Linked DNA regions of Homo sapiens: regions 2 and 3 are each linked to region 1. The links are chromatin contacts, found by Hi-C or POLR2A ChIA-PET in ENCODE. All regions are on one chromosome and are shown on one strand. The core of a region is the stretch at or near the end of the contact, and the rest is flanking DNA. Distances in the headings are between cores, read along the strand shown. Region 1 overlaps SGK1 (serum/glucocorticoid regulated kinase 1). Region 2 has its middle 39 kb from the start of LINC01010. Region 3 overlaps SGK1 (serum/glucocorticoid regulated kinase 1).

Evidence for each region. Hi-C counts contacts between places; a loop is a spot of excess contacts on that map. ChIA-PET counts read pairs that join two places held with the same protein, here RNA polymerase II (POLR2A). Pooled maps may share reads with other maps.
Region 2: a loop to region 1 is called in a pooled map, with 6 times the contacts of the local background. The contact joins two enhancer-like sites. A Hi-C loop is called at or near these places in 7 of 50 pooled maps. POLR2A ChIA-PET finds 5 or more read pairs at or near these places in 4 of 52 experiments (CD4-positive, alpha-beta T cell, Panc1, T-cell and 1 more).
Region 3: a loop to region 1 is called in a pooled map, with 1.9 times the contacts of the local background. The contact joins two enhancer-like sites. A Hi-C loop is called at or near these places in 1 of 50 pooled maps. POLR2A ChIA-PET finds 5 or more read pairs at or near these places in 4 of 52 experiments (H1, T-cell, WTC11 and 1 more).

What each region holds. Positions count from the first base shown.
Region 1 is chr6:134,286,584-134,291,256 of GRCh38, forward strand. All of the region lies in intron 1 of SGK1 (serum/glucocorticoid regulated kinase 1), which reads right to left. Among named protein-coding and RNA genes, the nearest start is that of SGK1, 29 kb to the right of the region's middle. Within about 2 kb of position 1,973, at least 8 of the 41 ENCODE cell types and tissues checked have a DNase peak (open chromatin) inside an H3K27ac peak, as active enhancers do.
Region 2 is chr6:134,396,227-134,400,899 of GRCh38, forward strand. No RefSeq gene overlaps it. Among named protein-coding and RNA genes, the nearest start is that of LINC01010, 39 kb to the right of the region's middle. Within about 2 kb of position 2,370, at least 2 of the 41 ENCODE cell types and tissues checked have a DNase peak (open chromatin) inside an H3K27ac peak, as active enhancers do.
Region 3 is chr6:134,214,061-134,218,733 of GRCh38, forward strand. All of the region lies in intron 2 of SGK1 (serum/glucocorticoid regulated kinase 1), which reads right to left. Among named protein-coding and RNA genes, the nearest start is that of SGK1, 100 kb to the right of the region's middle. Within about 2 kb of position 2,336, at least 3 of the 41 ENCODE cell types and tissues checked have a DNase peak (open chromatin) inside an H3K27ac peak, as active enhancers do.

The DNA.
Region 1 (4,673 bases), core at 723-3,222:
AGCCTCCAGATTAGCTGGGACTACAGGCTGGGACACGATGCCCGGCTAATTTTTTTGTATTTTTTAGTAGAGACGGGGCTTCCCCGTGTTAGCCAGGATGGTCTCAATCTCCTGACCTTGTGATCCGCCCGCCTCAGCCTCCCAAAGTGCTGAGATTACAGGCGTGAGCCACTGTGCCTGGCCTAAAAACACAAATTTTTAAAAAAGAGTATATTTAGTTATCTGGTTATAGGTTATAGAAGTATAATTATTAATTTTGTTAGACATTATTTTGTGTGTAGAAAAAGACAAGGACTAGGGCTTTTTATTTTTTAAGGAATATAGTGATTTAGGTAAAGAGAGGTTGGGGGCATTTGGGAGTTGTATGTCTTATTTTGTTTTGTCTCTACAGTATTTTCTTGGAGAAGTCTTTTTTTGTTTTGTTTTTTGAGACGGAGTGTCACAGTGGTACCATCTTGGCTCACTGCTACCCCCACCTTCTGGGTTCAAGCAATTTTCTAGCCTCAGCCTCCCAAGTAGCTGGGACTTCAGGCACATGTCACCATGCCCAGCTAATTTTTGTGTTTTTGGTAGAGATGGGGTTTCACCATGTTGGCCAGACTGGTCTCAAATTTGTGACCTCAAATGATCCACCTGCCTCGGGCTCCCAGATAGCTGGGATTACAGGCATGAGCCACCACTCCCAGCCTTGGAGAATTATATGTTATAGAGTCAGGAGTTTTGTAAAATTATGTTGGCAAGTAGAAATGAATAAATATAATTTTTTTATGTTTGTTATTTTGTCCTATAAATTTTTTTGTTATAAATTAATTGTCTGGTTGTATTTATAAGATTAATGATTGTTTATATAGATAAGAAGGCTTTTTTTTTTTTTTTAAGGAAGATTGGTAATTTTGAGTTGTAGGAGTAAGGAATGAGTATTGGGCCTAGTGTGTATATTTGTCTATTTATTGGAAAATACGTTTTGGATTGTATTTATTTTTTATTTACTGTGATTTGGTTTTTTATATTTAATATAATATTTTAATAAGACTACTATAAGGATAGTATAGGTTGTGTATAATAGTATATATTTAATAGTATTAAAGTGAGTTGTAGATTGGAAAATGTGATAATGACTTAATAAAGTTAGAATATCAATTTGTACATTTTAAGATGAATTGTGTGTTTTTGTATTTACATGTATTAGAGTTTTTTTATGGAAAGTAATTTTGTACTATGCAAGAGACATAGGGGACCCTGTGCTCTATTTTGTTTTGTTGTTAAAGTATCTTTTGGAGAGCTGTATGTTGTCACAGAGTCAGGAGCTTTGTGAAGTTACTTTGTTGGCAAGCAGAAATGAGTAAACATAGCTTTTCATGTTTGTTATTTTGTCTTACACAAAGATGCCATCTCCTTACCTAACCTAAGATGTGACTCTAATAGATAAAATGATAAGGAACATAAACTAAGACAAGAGATCTCTTGGGATGTCTTCAGATCATGAGGGCTAAACATGACTCAGACCGGAAGGTTAGTGTTTACCAAGACCCTTCTTACAGCTGGGGAAAATGAAGGCAAATTAAGTTTAGCCTAAGCTAAAACAGGAGCAACTTGGTTATGGTAAAAAGAGATATTGCCCTATGGGAAGGGCTACTACAAGAATTCTTTCCATACTTAAACTTCAGTAGCAATCTGACAAGTTTTTAAGTGGAGTCTGAATGTAAAACATTCAGAGAGAACCCTTGGTCAGTAGCAGGATAGAGGTTGCAATAAACACAGAGAACTAGTGGCATTTCAAGGAACAGTGAGGAGACAGGTCTGGTTGAAGCAGAAGCTCTTTTGTGAGATCAGTAGAAAATACGCCTGGAGAAAAAGCCTGTTTAAAACTAAACATCTTTTCCAAGGGTAAAACATAAAATCCTTGAAATTAGGCTTTCTAATGGGCAAAGAGATGTCTTCAACCATTTTATGATGAGAAATACATTGGTTCATCCTCAGAGGTCTCTGAACAAAAAGGGGAACACATGTGAAGGTAGTCATGAGGGAGCCTCTGTGAATCATAAGGAGAACTGATTGCAAAACCAGAAGCCAGCAGAAACAAAACAATTCATAAAATTACAGAGGCGGTATTCGGAAGTTCTAAATACTTTTTTTTCCATCTCAGAAATGCTTGGTATCCTAATAATATTTTCTTTGTGATACGTTTTCTATACTCTTAGTAATTTTCCCTGGTCTTGATCTCATCATTAAAGAGGATGAAACCAACACCAGGAAATGTCCATAAGCAGGAAACCACATTTTTATTCCATCACTCATAAAGCATCATTCATAATAATCAGTGTCAGTTTAGCTATAGCAACAGATGCTAACATACACATAGTAAGAGCCTACAAAGGCTCTTTTAAATGTCAGTTTAATTTAAACCTTAACCTCAGATTTTTTCCACAGATACAGTGAGAAACCACAAAGATCCTCCTGTCCTAATGCTCCCTCCATACTCTGCAATAAAAGTTCTTGTTTTGGAAATAGAGAAACCTGTCTGAATCAGCAGTCTTGGCTTGCTGTGTCCTCCATGACCACACCACATGTTCCATACCTTTAGCCTTCATAGGGGCTGGAAAAAACTCTGTCTCCCTTGTCTACCCATTTTCACTGTGGAGTTCGGCTGCACATTTCAGGTGGAAAGGAGGTAGTGTACTAAAATTGCAAAGTATTTCTTTTAATTGGCAATGAATTTAAACAATATTCATTGATTCTTCCACTATGAACAAGCTAGTGTTCCCTGGGGGATAAACAGATGAATAATTGGATAAGCCTTTACTACTCAGGAAGTGTATAGTCTAGAGGAGTGCAGTCCAATAGGAATAGAATATAAACCACAGACACAATGTAAATGTTCTAATGGACACATTAAGTGAAGTAAAAAGAAACATGAAATTAATTTCAAACATATACTTTATTTAACTCAATGTACCCCCAACATTATCATTCTAAATTGTACTTAATATAAAATTATTAATGAAATATTTTATATTCTCTTTTTTTTTCCATACTGTGTTTAAAATCTGGTATGTATTTTACATCTAAAGTACATCTCGATTCAGACTAGCCACAATTCAGGTGCTCAATAGTCACATGTAGCTGGTGGCTACCACATCAGACCCTATAGGTCTCATATGTAGCAGAGAAAAAGACATACAGAGGCTGAGGCGAGCGGATCACTTGAGCACAGGAGTTCAAGACCAGCCTGGGCGACACAGTGAGACCTCTGTCTCTACAAAAAATAAAAAAGTAGCTATGTGGCCTGGTGCAGTGGTTCATGCTTGTAATCCCAGCACTTTGGGAGGCTGAGGCGGGTGGATCACATGAGATCAAGAGTTCAAGACCAGCCTTACCAACATGGTGAAACCCCATCTCTACTAAAAAAATACAAAAATTAGCTGGGCGTGGTGGCAGGCACTTGTAATCCCACTACTCAGGAGGCTGAGGCAGGAGGATTGTTTGAACCCGTGAGGGGGAGGTTACAGTGAGCCGAGACCACGCCATTGCACTCCAGCCTGGGCAACAAGAGCAAAGCTCCTTCTCAAAAAAAAAAAAAAAAAAAAAAAATTAGCTATGCATGTTGGCATACATCTGTAGTCCTAGCTACTCAGGAGGCTGAGGTGGGAGGATTGTTTGAGCGCAGGAGTTCGAGGCTGCACTGAGCTATGATCTTGCCACTACACTCCAGCCTGAGTGACACAGCAAGACCCTGCCTCTAAAAAAAAAAGAAAAGAAAAGAAAAGAAAAGAAAAAGACTTGTTGGAGCCTACTCCCACTCTGTGGAGTGTACTTTTGTTTCAATAAATCTGTGATTTTCTGTCAAAAAAAAAAAACAAAGACAAATGACAGCAATACAAGCTCCATTTGGTTTGGGATGAGGAGGACATTTTCCATGGAAGAGATGGCACTTGAAATTAATGTTCCAAATAATGGTTGTGAGTTGAGCAAGCAGAGACAGAAAAAATGAAGAGTGTAGTTCACAGTGAAGGACCCGTAGAAGCAATAACTTAGGGGAGGAAAATGGCAGGGCGCTGCAGCTCTGTTCAATACATGGAGCTTCTCATTGTGCCTCAGATAATGACAGAACTTCTTAAGGAGGCCTGCGAAGTCCTAGCTAGTTTATTTTCTACTTTGCTGTTCAAACATATTCCCTATTTTCAGGCTCTCTGCTTGAGCCACAGAAGTCTCTGGGCCACCTCCTATAAACTACTCATGTCTTCCCACCCAGGGCTTTACATGTGCAGGGCCCTGCCTGGAACTTATCTGGTTTGGCCCATCATTGTTTCTAGCACCTAGCAGAGGGCTCAGCACATATTCAGTCCTCAAAAAATATATTGAAGTGAATGGATGAGTGATTTGAGAGGCAGGTAGGGAAGAAGATGATGAGAAGGCAGGAAAGGTTGCTTGAGGGCTTGTTGCTGAGGGCCTTGGGTGCCACATTAAGGGTTTGCAATGAATTCAGTGAGCAAACCAGGTCCATGCCTCTAATCTACATCTTAATAGGACTTGCATATTAGATACTGAGCTGCAGCTCAGCCACGTGTGGGATGATTTGGAGTGAAAGGTAGGCAGTGAAGCGCCCTGTTAGGAGCCCTCTGAAGGAGTCCAGAGGAGAATCAATCAGGCCTCCTTACTGTAGCAGAGCGGTG
Region 2 (4,673 bases), core at 1,120-3,619, 110 kb after region 1:
TTCTTTCTTTCCTTTCTTTCCTTTCTTTCTTTCTTTCTTTCTTTCTTTCTTTCTTTCCTTCTTTCTTTCTTTCTTTTTTTCTTTCTTTCTTTCTTTCCTTTCTTTCCTTTCTTTCTTTCTTTCTTTCTTTCTTTCTTTCTTTCTTTCTTTCTTTCTTTCTTTCTTTCTTTCTTTCTTTCTTTCTTTCTTTCTTTCTTTCTTTCTTTCTTTCTTTCTTTCCTTCTTTCCAGGGTCTCTCTGTGTTGCACAGGCCGCAGTGCAGTGGCGCAATCTCAGTTCATTGCAAGCTTCGCCTCACAGGTTCAAGTGATTCTCGTGCCTCAGTCTCCTGAGTAGCTGGGATTACAGGCATGCACCACCACTTCTGGCTCGTTTTTGTATTTTTAGTAGAGATGGGGTTTCAACATGTTGGCCAGACTGGTCTTGACTTTCTGGCCTCAAGTGACCCGCCCGCCTCAGACTCCCAAAGTGCTGGGATTACAGGCATGAGCTGCTGTGCCTGGCCTCTTGTCACCTTTTCTGATTTTTCCTTGGTGGCTCTCTAAGGAGAAGGCCCCAAATGGACTCAAGAGCAGAAAAGACAACCGATTCTAGGGCCACATAGAGACGCTTTAGACAATTAAAACTCCTGGATTGAAGAGTGTTGACACAGAGACACAGATTCCAGCTGCACTGCCCCGCCTCAGCCTTGGGAAATTCTCTGGATGATTATATAGGATTGAGCTGCTCCTTCTGGGGGATCACAGAAAATCCAGATGCAGGTGCATTCAGGCCCAAACTTGTGAGAGAGGCAAATGGTGGCCACCCTCCCCAGGCACTTTAGCCGCTTCTCACTGAGCTTGCCCCAACTTGGCCATGCCGCTGTCTCACGATCCCTCTCCACTCTGCCACTGTCATCCCCCTTGCCCCTCATTTTTCCACACCCATCCTCTCTCATGAAGCTTTTCACATTCTTCCTTCAAAAGCTATTGCTTGTTGTGTGATGTGAGTGAAAATAACTTCTACCACCACAACTCAGTCCTGCAGGCTTTTTGTCACTTACTGAAGCAATTAAAGGCTAATAGCACTTGTTTGTGTTTCCAGAGCAGAGCATAGAAGTGCATATCTGTAGTCCCTAAAGTCAGCTCATGCAGGACAGAGTATTCTGGACACACAGCACGAATCGGAAGAGCTGTGGAATCAGTTTGGGAAAATGTTGAATTGCATATAAGAGGAGGAGATTTAACATCTGCGCATGTTTTCTCTAGTACTATCTGTCTATCTGTCTATCTATCTATCTATCTATCTATCTATCTATCTATCTATCATCTATCTACCTACTTACTTATCTACCTACCTACCTACCTACCTACTTATCTACTTACCTATAAATGAATAATAGCTGCTGGTGGGTAACTGTGGCTCTTTGTTTTCATGTAAAGAGCATATTTCAGAGAAGTGGACTTGTTTCACTTTTTTTTTTTTTTTTTTTTTTTTTTTTTAGGTCCTAAATGTAGCTTCTAGGAGACTTAGTTTAGGGGAAGTAAAGAAAATGATGTTAACTGTGGATCACTGGGCCCTCAGGGCAGATGCCCACCCATCTGGATACCGGAGATAGCACCTGCTCCTAGTTTCATGGCCGATTTTGCCTGCGTCTGCTTCACTGGTTGTACCCATGGGTGGTGACTTCTTCAGAAAGTGATCTCATAACCTGTTTGCACATTGTTTTGGAAGTAAACGTTGCCAGAGATTAAAGTATTAAATGTAATCTTACTTACCCTTCTAGAGGACATTGCGGCAAAAATATTCTTCCAAAGGGATGCCTGATATTACAGATGGATCCAGGTTTTGTAGGGCCTATGTTTATGCAATTTTGTAGAACTTCTTTAATAAAAAGTATATAAAAAGTTGATTTCATAGAAGTAAAAAGTAGTATAGAAGATACCTGAGGCTGGGAAGGGTAAGAGGAAGGAGGATGATGAGAGATTTTTGAAAGGATACAAAGTTACAGCTAGATAGGAGAAACAAGTTCCAGTGTTTTATTTCACTGTAGGATGACTATAATTAGTAATAATATGTAGTGTCAAATGGCTAGGAGGATATCAAATGTTCTCAACACAAAAAATAATAAACGTTTGAGATCTGATCACTAAACATTACATGTACAGCACTATGTACCCCATAAATGTGTACAATCATTATACATCAATTAAGAAATAAAAGAAAAAAGAAAAAGTATTGATACGGTTTGATTCTGTGTCCCCATCTAAATTTCATCTTGAACTGTAGTCCCCTTGTGTCAGGGTAGGGACTTCCTGGGAGGTGACTGGATCATGGGGGCGGTTTCCCACACGCTGGTCTCATGATAGTGAGTGAGTTCTCATGAGATCTGGTGGTTTAAAAATGTTTGGCAGTTGTCGCTTTGCTCTTTTTCTCTCCTGCCACCATGTAAGACGGCCTCACTTCCCCTTTGCCTTTCACCATGACTGTAAATTTCCTGATGCCTCCCCAGCCACGTGGAACTGTGAGTCAATTAAACCACTTTCCTTTATAAATGACCCAGCCTCAGGCAGTTTTTTATTGCAGTGTGAAAATGGACTAAGATAAGTATATAAAAGTCGTTATAAAAGTAAACATTTATTTAGAGTTAGAAAAGAAATCTCAACATATTACAATTTAAAAATATGACAAATACTACAAACATCACAAAATCCAGAAAAACCGTAATATTTATTATTAACTAACGGCTTGATTCACCTCTACAATACTTTCTTACTTACATATTTTGGCAGCATACTTTGATTTTTCTGTTAACGTGTTGGCTTTAAAAAATCATTTTCCATGAAGAAAATAGAAATGTAATTCAATCTTATAGTACGCTTGACTTATATTTATTATTTATTGTTGATAATTGGAAAGAATAAAATATTCAACTCACAGAGATATATATTTTGTTTGTAGTATTGCTAAAGGTTTGTGCTCCACAAAAGAAGAAATTCTGATAACTTCTATTTTACGTGATAACCATTAAGCAAAGAAAAGCAAATGGCCAGGTACAGTGGCTCATACCTGTAATCCCAGTACTTTAGGAGGCGAAGGCAGGAGGATAGCTTGAGCCTAGGAGTATAGCTTGAGCCCAGGAGTTCGAGATCAATCTGGGCAACATAGTGAAACCTCATCTCTATTAAAAAAATACAAAACTTAGATGGGTTTGGTGGTATGTGCCTATGGTCCCAGCTACTCAGGAGGCTGAGGTGGGAGAATTGCCTGGGCCCAGGAAGTTGAGGGAGCAGTGAGCTGAGATCATGCCACTGCACTCCAGCCTAGGTAACAGAGTGAAACCCCATCTCAGAAATAAATAAATAAGAAAAGCAAAGAAATATGTTTCAGTTATTAAATATATGTCATTATCAAGTATGTTCCTAAGAAGAGAGAATTTCCAATTAGACTAGACATCATGAGAACGGGATCTTCCGCTTAATCTTTTTTTTTTTTTTTTTCTTTGAGCTAGGGTTTCTCTCTGTTGTCCAGGCTGGAGTGCAGTGGTGTGATAATAGCTCACTGCAGCCTCAACTTCCCAGGCTCAAGCAATCTTCTCACCTCAACCTCCTGAGTAGCAGGGCCTATAAGGCAGGCACCACTAGACCTGGCTAATTTTTGTATTTTTCTGTAGAGACAGGGCCTCACCTTGTTGCACCACCTGGTCTCAAACTCCTGGGCTCAAATGATCTGCCTGGCTCGGTCTCCCAAAGTGTTGGGATTACGAGCGTGATAGTCAGTAGTCCCTACAGTCAGCTCATGCAGGACACTGTGAGCCACTGTGCCCCGCCTAAAATTTTAAACATCTGATAATCGGGAGAAATTTTCCATGGACTAGCCCTGGCTCCATATGTCTCAAACCTTGTGTGTCCTCCGTGGTTGGTAACCTTGTGGTGCCAAGCACTACTAGGAACATTCGCAGTGAGGCAGCCTCTGGCCCAGCACTTTCATGTCTCAGTGCTGGCTGGGTGGGCCCAGTGGATAGTCAGAGCCTGCCTAGGAGCCACTCCTACACTAGGACAACTGGCATTAACCACGTGGAAGTGATCATGAACTATAGAAACATATACCAGTAAAACCAAATAAATGTGTCCTCAACTAAACTTCCCTTCAGCCGCATCTCAAAAACATATGTAGCTGCTCCAGCTTCACTGAACTACGGAACTCTGATATAGGAAATTTCTACCTGGATTAGATGTAAGAGTTTTAACAAACTATAGCAAAAGTATATTATTACTGCAACTTTTATAAAGCATATAACCATGTGAACACATTGCCAGGGTTTCTCCCAAAGTCTTGGAAGAGACCGATGAAAGTGATGGGCTAGGAAGATTAATCTCTCTCTTTCAAACTCTTTTTTTCTATCCCAGGGCTTCATAAGCCCATAAGGCATTTAAGCACCTGCTTTAGAGGAGGAAGCTGTGTTTTCTTTACTTTTAGAGGATGGGGTCACTAAGCCTAAATGCCACTGGTCCACTTGGGGGCAGTTATCCAATTCTGATCTGACCCCAATTATTGCTTTTTACTCTATCATGACTAACTAGGAAATTAGCCTAACAATTCTCATGAAAACGAGTGATTGTGCTTTTCCTGTCCTTTTAATACCCAACTTAGTTTTAAAAGAATATTTTGATGCTTAATTTAGAAAAAAATAA
Region 3 (4,673 bases), core at 1,086-3,585, 72 kb before region 1:
TAACAATTATCTGTAAGTTATTAAAAAAAATTTTTTTTTTTGTAGAGACGGGGTCTCACTTGTTTTCCCAGGCTGGTTTCAAACTCCCAGCTTCAAGCAATCCTCCCACCTCGGCCTCCTAAAGTGCTAAGATTAGGTGTTAGCCACCACTCAAGGTTTATAATTTCTTCAGAATGTGTTTCTGACAACTTTTTTTTGCCTAACCACCATGCCATTATCACAACTAACAATTTCAACAATAATTATGTTTATTAAAATTAAGGCTCACGCCTGTAATCTCAGCAATTTGGGAGGCCGAGGCAGGCGGATCAACTGAGGTCAGGCGTTCGAGACCAGCCTAGCCAGCATGGTGAAACCCCGTCTCTACTAAATATACAAAAATTAGCTGGGTGTGGTGGCGCATGCCTATAATCCCAGCTACTCAGGAGGCTGAGGCAGGAGAATCCCTTGAACCTGGGAGGCGGATGTTGCAGTGAGTCACCGTACTCTAGCCTGGGTGACAGAGGGATACGCTGTCTCAAAAAAAAAAAAAATTAATGAAAGTAATTAAAGTTTAGTTATTTAATAAATGACAGCATGTACATTCTGAAAAACAGAATATGTGCAGTATTCTGCAGACAGAATAATTTGAATAAAATTTGAATTTAAAAGATACCATTTCAAACTGTAAGCCCCCTAAAAATCAGTGGACCTTGGCTTCACTTGTTTAAATCCTCATGGCTTCTAGAAGTTTTGGGTGGGGGGACATCTTTAAAAATTATTTTTCTAACAGAAGTCTTACTATTTTTCAACTTATTTTCTATGAGTCCTAGGAGGTAGAAAGAGATTTTTCTTGTCTGATAGACTTGAAAGTATTGGGTTAGGTAAGTGGAAGAAAGATCATATTTAGAAGGTAACCGTTGAATGTTTAATCACTATTGTTTTGACATCTAGAAGTATTGTCATAGGTTACAATTTAAACATCAGAAGATGGGGGTGTATGAGAATATCACATTTAGGGAGATGTCAGTTGTCCAGAAGTTTTGCAGAGAATCTGGAAAATAAACATGAGAGTAAGTTTTCTTTCTTTCTTTCTTTTTTTTTTTTTGAGAGAGCTTTGTTGCCCAGGCTGGAGTACAGTGGCTGGCTGACTACAACCTCCGCCTCCTGGGTTCAAGCAATTCTCGTGCCTCAGCCTCCTGAGTAGCTGGGATTATAGGCGCCTGCCACCATGCCTGGCTAATTTTTGTATGTTTAGTAGAGACAGGGTTTCACCATGTTGGCCAGGCTGGTCTCGAACACCTGACCTCAAGAGATCTGCTCACCTCAGCCTCCTAAAGTGCTGGGATTACAGGCATGAGCCACGGCGCCTGGCCGAGAGTAAGTTATTAATAGTTCTACTGATGTCAGAAATAAGATGTAGTCTGAATTCCATGAATTGTTTCCAGTTAATGGAAAGTTGAATTGTGGTGGAATTGGTAGGGAAAAAAAGCAGTTATGGTCCTCTGTCTCCATTCTAGTTCATCCTTATTTAAAGAATATTACTCCAGGCAGTGAGCACATGCGCGCGGTGGCTCATGCCTGTAATCCCAGCACTGTGGGAGGCCGAGGTGGGCGGATCACCTGAGGTCAGGAGTTCCAGACCAGCCTGGCCAAAATGGCAAAACCCCGTCTCTACTAAAAATATAAAAATTAGGCCAGGCGTGGTGGCTCACGCCTGTAATCCCAGCACTTTGGGAGGCTGAGGCAGGTGGATCACCTGAGGCTGGGAGTTCGAGACCAGCCTGACCAACATGGAGAAACTACGTCTCTACTAAAAATACAAAATTAGCCAGGCGTGGTGGTGCATGTCTGTAATCCCAGCTACTTGGGAGGATGAGGCAGGAGAATCGCTTGAACCCAGGAGGCGGAGGTTGCAGTGAGTTGAGATCGCGCCACTGCACTCTAGCCTGGGTGACAGAGCAAGACTCCATCTCTAAAAACAAAAAAAGAACATTTCTTCAACAAAATAAATATATTCACGTATGCATAAATTTTTTAAAACTTTTTTTCTTTTTATAAAAAAATCAGTTTTCTCAGGTTGAAATGTTAAAATCACCTCTGATGAAGATAGAGAACTAAAATATAAAATATGGGTTTGTCTCTGATTCCTTTTTGGTTTATAATAATTTGCATATGGCTTTCCATGGATCACTTTAGCAGTTTGTGCTAAAGTCATTAGTTCTTCCTAAGATACAAAAGAAATTCTCAAAATGCTTGTTTCCTATTAGGCAGGGAAGTTGTTTTTCTCATCTCTCAAGTTGCATGACCAAAAGTAGCAAAAATACTTTATCTCTAGGGAAGTGAAAGCTTGCTTCTCAAATTGCTTTAGTGAGGCTTTAGGAAATGGCCCCTGGCTGGTATCATAGGATATAATACCGTCTTGCAAATAGTAATTTTGAATTCAGTTCTTTGTATCTATGAGATAAAAGAGTCTTCTTCCATTGACTGTCTTAGATGGGCTTATCACATTCAACAGTATTTACTGAGCATTTGTTTTAAGAAACTACTACCCTAGTTGCTAACTCATTGCTCCCTAGACATTGTATTTGGATTGAGGAGCAGAACATAGACATCAACAAAACAGATCTGGAACCCGATATCATGTACCTCTAAATGTGAAGTATGCGGTAGAGCTAATGTTTTGTCAGAGTTTAAAGAAGGAAGCAATAATATGGGCAAAGTTGTTGAGCAAGGCTTCAGGGAGGAAGTAGAACCTGAACAGGCTTTTAAAAACACTGGCACCATTTGGATTGGTGAGGAGGCGGTAGAAGGGTGTCCTCTCTGGGTGGGACAGCACAAACAAAGGTGTGGGAACAAAACTCAACAAGGCACATTTGGGCAACACTTGGTTGAGCAATTCCATGGGAGTGCAAGACTCATGGGCGAAATCATTGGAAGCCACATGGTGGAAGGCTTTAAATGTCAATGTGTTCTTCATGCCATGGAAATTCAGAAGGCTTGGCAGTTTGCAGGAAAGACCAGAATTGAAGAATACAGGAGCTGAGGGGATCAGGGGACTGCTATAACAACAGGGAGTTGACAGAGCACGAACTCACATGGGAGCTCTGAAAGTGAAAAGGCAGGGATGGGTGTGGAGGGCAGCTAGAAGAATGCTTTGCAAGACTTGAAGAATGACTGAAAACTAGGGAAGATGGGGGAATCCAAAACATTTCATGGCTTTGGAATTTGGTGACCAGGCAGATGGTCATAGAGGGTCAAAGCTGTCCACGAGCTCCAGCAACAGGAGGAAGCACAGCATTCTGTGCTCAGACTAGTGTGGCAGGCCTGCAGAATGCGTGTGGGCCCTTGTTCCTGTGCTTGGCTGAGGGCTTCCTGAGAGCAGTTGCTCCATCTCTGACCCACCGGACCACTACTGCCTTTGGATCCTGGGTGGTGGGCTTCACTCACACAGTCGAATGGGTTTCTCATGCCTTTGTCCCTGGGCTACAGTCCTCCACTTCACACCACACCGGTCAAGATGGAATGTGGCCACATTATCTCACTACAGCAAACATGCCCATAGTTTGCAAATTTGGTACATCAACCGCCACGCTCATAAAGATGATGGTTTGGACCAGGATAGCAGGAGTCTGGTCAAGAGATTAATGCAGGGTCAGAGATCAGGAGTCTTATCATCTTGATCTCTGCAAGCTAATGATTTATCCTTCTTCAATTGCTTAACATTAATCACATTTATATAACATGAGGCCTAGGAACAATACTTGACCCCACAAGAGATTGTGATTCCAAACAACTAGTCAGATGTTCCTCCTTTTGTGGTTTTATTTCATTTGCATTCTTTTTTATTTTGATATTTTTCAGTTTGGCCTTTGTAATTGCAAACAGCTTAAGGCAATTCACCACCCAACCCACTTCACTTATTTATGTTTCCTGCCTGGCTCAGCAAGCACTTGAATTTAAACTCTGGTCTACACAAGGTCAAGATATTCAGGTCAAATGTCTATTAAATCAAATGTTTTCTATATTCTACACAACTAGTAGAGTTCAGAGGATCAGAGATTTGGGGACCTGAAGGGGGTCTTTTATTAATTCCCCCCTTGCATTATGGTTGAGACAATCGAGGTCCAGAGGGTAACGTAACTTGTGTTAGGGACCAATTAAGGGCTGGAGTCCATGTCTTGAGTTACATTTTAAGATGTCAATTGAGAACGGATACGGGTTTCTTAAAACTCAAATTTATCCTCAATCTTGAAATTTATTCAGTTATTCATTTAATAAATATTTGTGGATAACTTATTATACAATAGGCACAGTGCTAGGAGCCATGGGCATAGGTGTGAACAGACAGACAGATCTTGCCCTCATGGAACTTGTTTTCTTTTCTTTCTTTTTTTCTTTTTTTTTTTTTTTTGAGAGAGTCTGGCTCTGTTGCCCAGGCTGGAGTGCAGTGGTGATCTTGGCTCACTGCAACCTCCACCTCCCCGGTTCAAGTGATTCTCCTGCCTCAGCCTCCCAAGGAACTGGGATTACAGGCACCCACCACCACGCCTGGCTAATTTTTGTATTTTTAGTAGAGACAGGGTTTCACCATATTGGCCAGGCTGGTCTCAAACTTCCAACCTGAAATGATCCACCCACCTTGGCCTCCCAAAGTGTGAGCCACTCTTACAGGTGTGAGCCACTGCACCCGG